Linked DNA regions of Homo sapiens: region 1 is linked to region 2. Evidence: read pairs that join two places in POLR2A ChIA-PET (ENCODE). Cell type or tissue: CD4-positive, alpha-beta T cell. All regions are shown on one strand. Links, peaks and the distances in the headings refer to the core of each region. The heading gives the core; the rest is flanking DNA.

Region 1 (2,807 bases), core at 44-2,543, 130 kb after region 2:
GGATGTGGTGGTGTGCACCTGTAATCCCAGCTACTCGGGAGGCTGAGGCAGGAGAATCACTTGAACCCAGGAGGCAGAGGTTGCAGTGAGCCAAGATTGTGCCATTGCACTTCAGCCTAGGTGACAGAGTGAGACCCTGTCTCGAAAGAAAAAAACAAAACAACAACAAAAAAAACTGCTAACATTTACTTCTTGTTGCTTGTGTCTTCCTTTGTAGTCCTCTGAACTCCCTTCATTAGATGATCAGAAATTCCAAGGTGAGGAAACTTGCATTAATTTCTTTGGACACTCCCCTCCTATCTCCTACTTTCAATTAAAAAAAAATTATGTTATCGGATAAAAGTGAAAAAGAAGGTCTGTTTCTTGAGTAGTGTAGTTGGGGGCTGTATTACAGATTAGTGATTTCTGCCCTCTGAAGCCAGTTTTATTTGTTAAGTGTTTTGCATGACTTTATTTTTAACGAGTTTTGTGGTTTGGGGCTGGGGGCAGGCAAGTGGAGTGGAAATGTGGGTGCTCTTGATGGAAAGTGTCTTGAACTCTTCTGTCAGTATATATATATATACATTTGAGCTGATATTGTATTCCCATGAACATCGTTTTGCATGTTTCTTGTCACATGTCCTACTTCTAAAAGTATTTAAAAATTAGAAAGGAATGTACCTAGTATTGTCACATCCTTTGTTAACCATACTTACATGTTTTGTTTAACAAAGAGGAGGGGAAAAGGAGAAAAGAATGGTGGTGTAAACTAGTAAGGGGGATGGATAGGTTTTTACTAATTTGCGCTAAAACCCAAATAGATTTTCTTATTTCTGGACTCTAAGAATGGTCCTTGTTGCTCTTGGGAAAGAGGTTCACAGCTTTTCTGTCCTGGGGGAGGAAGAAACACTCATCTTCTAGACCCCAGCAGCCAGAGCATATCTTCCACGGAAAAAAACAGCCAGCATCCTTCTCTCAAGTGTGCCTCTTCCATGGAAAAAAAAAAAAAAAGCCACCATCCTACTCTCGCGTGTGCCGTGAGGCCGCCACAGGGCTGCTCCCTATGCTGGCGTGGGAGGCCCAGAAAGCCAGGACAACATCCAGTCAGCACATCCCTGATTCTGTTCTTTTCAATGGTATCCACTAGGCCATCGGGCCCCATTGGAAGTGTTGAAAGTTGCCATCTTGGTGGTTGCACTGCTCCTCAAGGATGGCTTTTTGGAAGTAGTAGAGCCATGAGAGACTTCGAAGGCCAGGGAGGATGTTTCTGAATGGGGAAGGGAAAGGTGTTCCAGAGGTCAGAGGCAGCAAACCAAAAACCATAGAGTCCAAAATGAGGTGATTGGATGAAATAGAGATCATTGACAAGTTCATGAACTACTGTGGTAAGCCAGTGACTTCTGAAGTTACATTTGGCCAGACAGGCTTCATTTGACTGTGGTCAGGGGATGGAGGAGACAGTTGGCACCAGCGTCTGTTCCTGGGATAGCGGAGCCCCACCGAACAGCACGCTACCCGAAGGAGTGTGGGATCCAACAGGTCTCTGTCTGCTAATAATTTCCCCAGACATTCCTATTGCTGCACATCAATGACTGCCCAACATCTGTTTTTTTTACTGTTGCATAAAGTTTCATTTCAGTTTCTGACTGTGTATTTCAGATTTTCTAAATGCCACACATTCTTTCTCCTTTGCAAGCAGCTTGAACAGGCAGGTTGCCTATTTCTAGGGGGATGGTGGCTTTGTCCATGTTGTACCTTAACGGTTCCATTGGACTTTTCATGATGGATGTTAAAAGCAGATGGCTTTTGTTTCATATGTTGTTTCATATATCATATGTCATTTGTTTCATATGAAGATGGCTTTTGTTTCATATGTCTTGTGACTCAGGCCCATATAGCTAGGGCTAAAAAGAGCTACAGGGGTGAGTCTGAAGTGAGACCCCAAAGTAAATCACTTTGGAAAGTTTTGCTTTCATTTCTCTAAATAGCTAAGGACTTGGGGGAAGTCAACAGTTTTGCAGTGAGCATATGTGTGTGTCCTTGGAGTGAAGTAAGGAGACAAGCAGAGGATAAACCAAGGTGGAAAAGCTATCAGCAATCAGATGGCTTAGAGACATTGATTAGTTTATTTATTTATTTATTGTTTTTGTTTTTTTTGTTTGTTGGGGGGATGGAGTCTCACTGTGTCACCCAGGATGGAGCACAGTGGTGTGATCTCGGCTCACTGCAACCTCCACCTTCTGGGTTCAAGCGATTCTCCTGCCTCAGCCTCCTGAGTATCTGGGATTATAGGTGCCCACCACCACGCCTGGCTAATTTTTTTATATTTTTAGTAGAGATGTTGGACAGGCTGGTCTTGAACTCCTGACCTCTGGTGATCCCCCCACCTTGGCCTCCTCAAAGTGCTGGGATTACAGGCATGAGCCACCACGCCCAGCCTGTTTTTTGTTTTTTTTTTAAAGATTTTTATAGGGGTTGAAGCATTTCTTAAATGTATTTAGGGAACGTGCAGCCCAGTGTCTGTGGCAGTGGGTATCAAATTCATCAATTAATTTTTTGTTTTGGTTTCTCTACCAAACGTCTCATTTATATGTTTTAAGGAAGTTTGAGATTCAATTCAATATGGTGTTTTTTGTTTTTTTGGTGATGGAGTCTTGCTTTGTCTGGAGTGCAGTGGCACCATCTTGGCCCACTACAACCTCCACCTCCTAGGTTCAAGTGGTTCTCCTCCCTCAGCCTCCTGAGTAGCTGGGATTACAGGCACTTGCCATGATGCCCAGCTAATTTGTTGTATTTTTTGTAGAGACGGGGTTTCACCATGCTGGCCA
Region 2 (2,807 bases), core at 19-2,518:
AACTCTTGAAGTAGAATAATAACATACATATCAAAGCCCTGTGTGTGTTTCCTGTTAGTGCTGTTGGCAGTGCCTTCTAGTAGTGCTGCAGCTGAGCTCAGACTCTTAATTCCTGCTGTCGGCCCGGGCATCTGAGGGCAGAGAGAGGGTGGGTATGACCCCCTGCAGAAGGTGGTGATGGCGTCTGGGAGGATTCGTGCCCTCACAGCTGCTTAGGAGCCTCCCCGACGATACTCTCCCACCACCCTTAAAGGCATCATACCACAAGTGTGCAAATTATTTTTTAAAAAAGAAGAGAAAGGGAAGACAGAAAGCTGCTGACCCTGCCAGCTGACCTCATGTTGGCCATGCTGTCCTGTGGGAGAGGCACCTGTTTCTGTTGCTGTGTTCTTGGGACCCAACGTTTTGGATTCTAGTCTGTATGCGGGTATCATATCTGTGACTATTAGTGAATTTTCATAACTTTGATTTGTGTCCTTATCAGTGTCAGTTCATTCGTGCAGTAAGCAATTACTGAGTGCCAGTTACAGGCAACACACTGCTAGCAATTAGCTGTCATGTTTTTCAGAGTCAGGGGTTCCTTAAGGAACTGAAATAATAGAATTTTCTAGCTAGAAGGGATCTCAGAGCATGTCTAATCCAGCTTCATCCTTCGAAGGTGAAGTTCAGCCCAAAAGGTTCAGGGCTTTGTCTGGAGCACAGTAAATGCCGTGGATGGTAGCAGACCTCCATGCCTTGACTCTGCCTGGAGTTCTTTCCTCATTTTGCTCTGGTTACACCACCTGGTCGTTTCCTGGGTGCTTTCTGGTGCAACTAACCTCCACCAGGTATCCTTTAAAAAGCTTCTCTGCTGCTCTTTATTGCTTCCCTCTGGCTGCAAATGCAAACCAGAAAGTCATGCTCTTGAGCTCATAAAAAAACCTAATGGGATGCAGACAGCAGATTCCAACCTAGACTTCAGCGCAGCCCCAGTGTATACAGTTGGGGGCTATCCAGACCAGCCCACTGCTGCTCTGGAGCATCTCTCCACCTTTAAACTTCAGAGCAGCATTTTATGTGGGTATATGAGGTGCTGGGGTTGGGCTGGGTGAGTTAGTTAAAAGTTGTGTGGTTTTTGGAGCCAGAGCCTCAGCCTCATCTGCAGAAGAAGTGGTTTCCTTCAGGCCAGGTGAGGGCTGCTGGCAGAGCCTTTCTCTGGGAGGCCTTTGCTGCTACACGGAGATCGGTGCTGCTTCTGGTTTGGCCCTTCACGGGTCTATATTTAGTTCAAGGACCAGGGTATCAGGTGTTCCCTACAAAATCAAAATATTTTGGCTCCACTAAATCTACAGCTTCAAGTTGGATTCAGATGGACAAGAAAAAGCCTTTCCTTAATGAAGAGACGCAAAGCAAATTAGACTGCCTGAGAGCAAGCTGAGGTCTGTGTGTGATGAGGTGAATCCTAGTTACTGAGTGTTCCGCCCTCCACGTGTTATATTCTTCTACATATGTGTGTCAGCCAGAGTCCTGATAAATCCCTACCCGTAACTATCAGACAAAGGTTCAGGAAGATTAGGGAAAGGAAGGCAGCAGGTGTGGGGTGGGGCGGGGAGGGGCGGGGCAGAGCAGGGCAGGGGGAGCTGGTGACCTTTACTGAGTGCCTGCTATTTGTCAGGATTTGTGCTGGGAGTTTTAACTGGGGGATCTCACACCTAGATAACTGAGGGTTATCATTTTGCAGATCTGGGCCTGAGGCTCAGAAGGGCCTTGACATACCCTGTGTTGCATAGGTAAGTGGTATGTCACATGGTCACCTCTGTCTGACCCCACACACAAACCATCTCAGTGAAGGAATATTGTTCTAAAAGCAGCTGTTGGCCGGGCGCGGTGGCTCATGCCTGTAATCCCAGCACTTTGGGAGGCTGAGGTGGGTGGATCACGAGGGTCAGCAGTTCAAGGCCAGCCTAGCCAACATGGTGAAACCCTGTCTCTACTAAAACTACAAAAATTAGCTGGGTGTGCTGGCGTGTGCCTTTAATCTCAGCTACTCAGGAGGCTGAGGCAGGAGAATCGCTTGGGCCTGGGAGGTGGAGGTTGCAGTAAGCCAAGATCGCGCCACCTGCACTCCAGCCTGGACGACAGAGCGAGACTCCATCTCAAAATAAATAAATAAATGCAGCTGTCCCGCGTGAGTTTGGGAAAAGCTAGTTAGCATACCTGTCTTGCTTTTCTCAACAATAAAGCAAGGATAAAGTTTGTCACTCCCTCATAGGTTCATGGTGAGGATGGAGTGGGTGAGGGACTGCGCGTAGTGTTCATTACTATGCCGACCGTGGATGCCCTTAATAAAACTTAACTCCTGGGCCCCTTGTTCTGGGTTTGCTGCTGCTGCTTTTTCTAATGGGTTTTGTCACTTTGGAGCCAATTGTTAACATTCTTGAATTACTTTGCTCATTCATAAAATGAGGCTTGCGTTAAAGGTGAGTTTTTTTGTTTGTTTTTGAGACAGAGTCTTGCTCTTTCACCCAGGCTGGAGTGCAGTGGCACGATGTCAGCTCACTGGAACCACCGCCTCCCGGGTTCAAGCAGATTTTCCTGCCTCAGCCTCCAGAGTAGCTGGAACTACAGGCGTGCGCCACCACTCCTGGCTAATTTTTGTATTTTTAGCAGAGATGAGGCTTTGCCATGTTGCACAGGCTGGTCTTGAACTCCTGGCCTCAAATGATCTGCCTGCTTCGGCCTCCCAAAGTTCTGGGATTACAGACATGAGCCACCATACCCAGCCAAAGGTCAGTTTTCTTAATGGAGAAAATCCCAAAGAGAAAGAG

The links. Peaks named below come from ENCODE experiments on the same cell type or tissue, not always from the same donor. Only the 100,000 strongest peaks of a DNase experiment are listed, where the experiment ranks them.
Region 1: POLR2A ChIA-PET joins it to region 2 with 5 read pairs; 4 of 35 experiments call an interaction of 5 or more read pairs at or near these places.

What each region holds. Positions count from the first base shown.
Region 1 is chr5:31,991,890-31,994,696 of GRCh38, forward strand. All of the region lies in intron 3 of PDZD2 (PDZ domain containing 2), which reads left to right. Among named protein-coding and RNA genes, the nearest start is that of MIR4279, 57 kb to the left of the region's middle. In CD4-positive, alpha-beta T cell, for the core only: no CTCF peak of the experiment used is centred there; no DNase peak of the experiment used is centred there.
Region 2 is chr5:31,866,309-31,869,115 of GRCh38, forward strand. All of the region lies in intron 2 of PDZD2 (PDZ domain containing 2), which reads left to right. Among named protein-coding and RNA genes, the nearest start is that of MIR4279, 68 kb to the right of the region's middle. In CD4-positive, alpha-beta T cell, for the core only: no CTCF peak of the experiment used is centred there; a DNase peak (open chromatin) is centred at 1,123.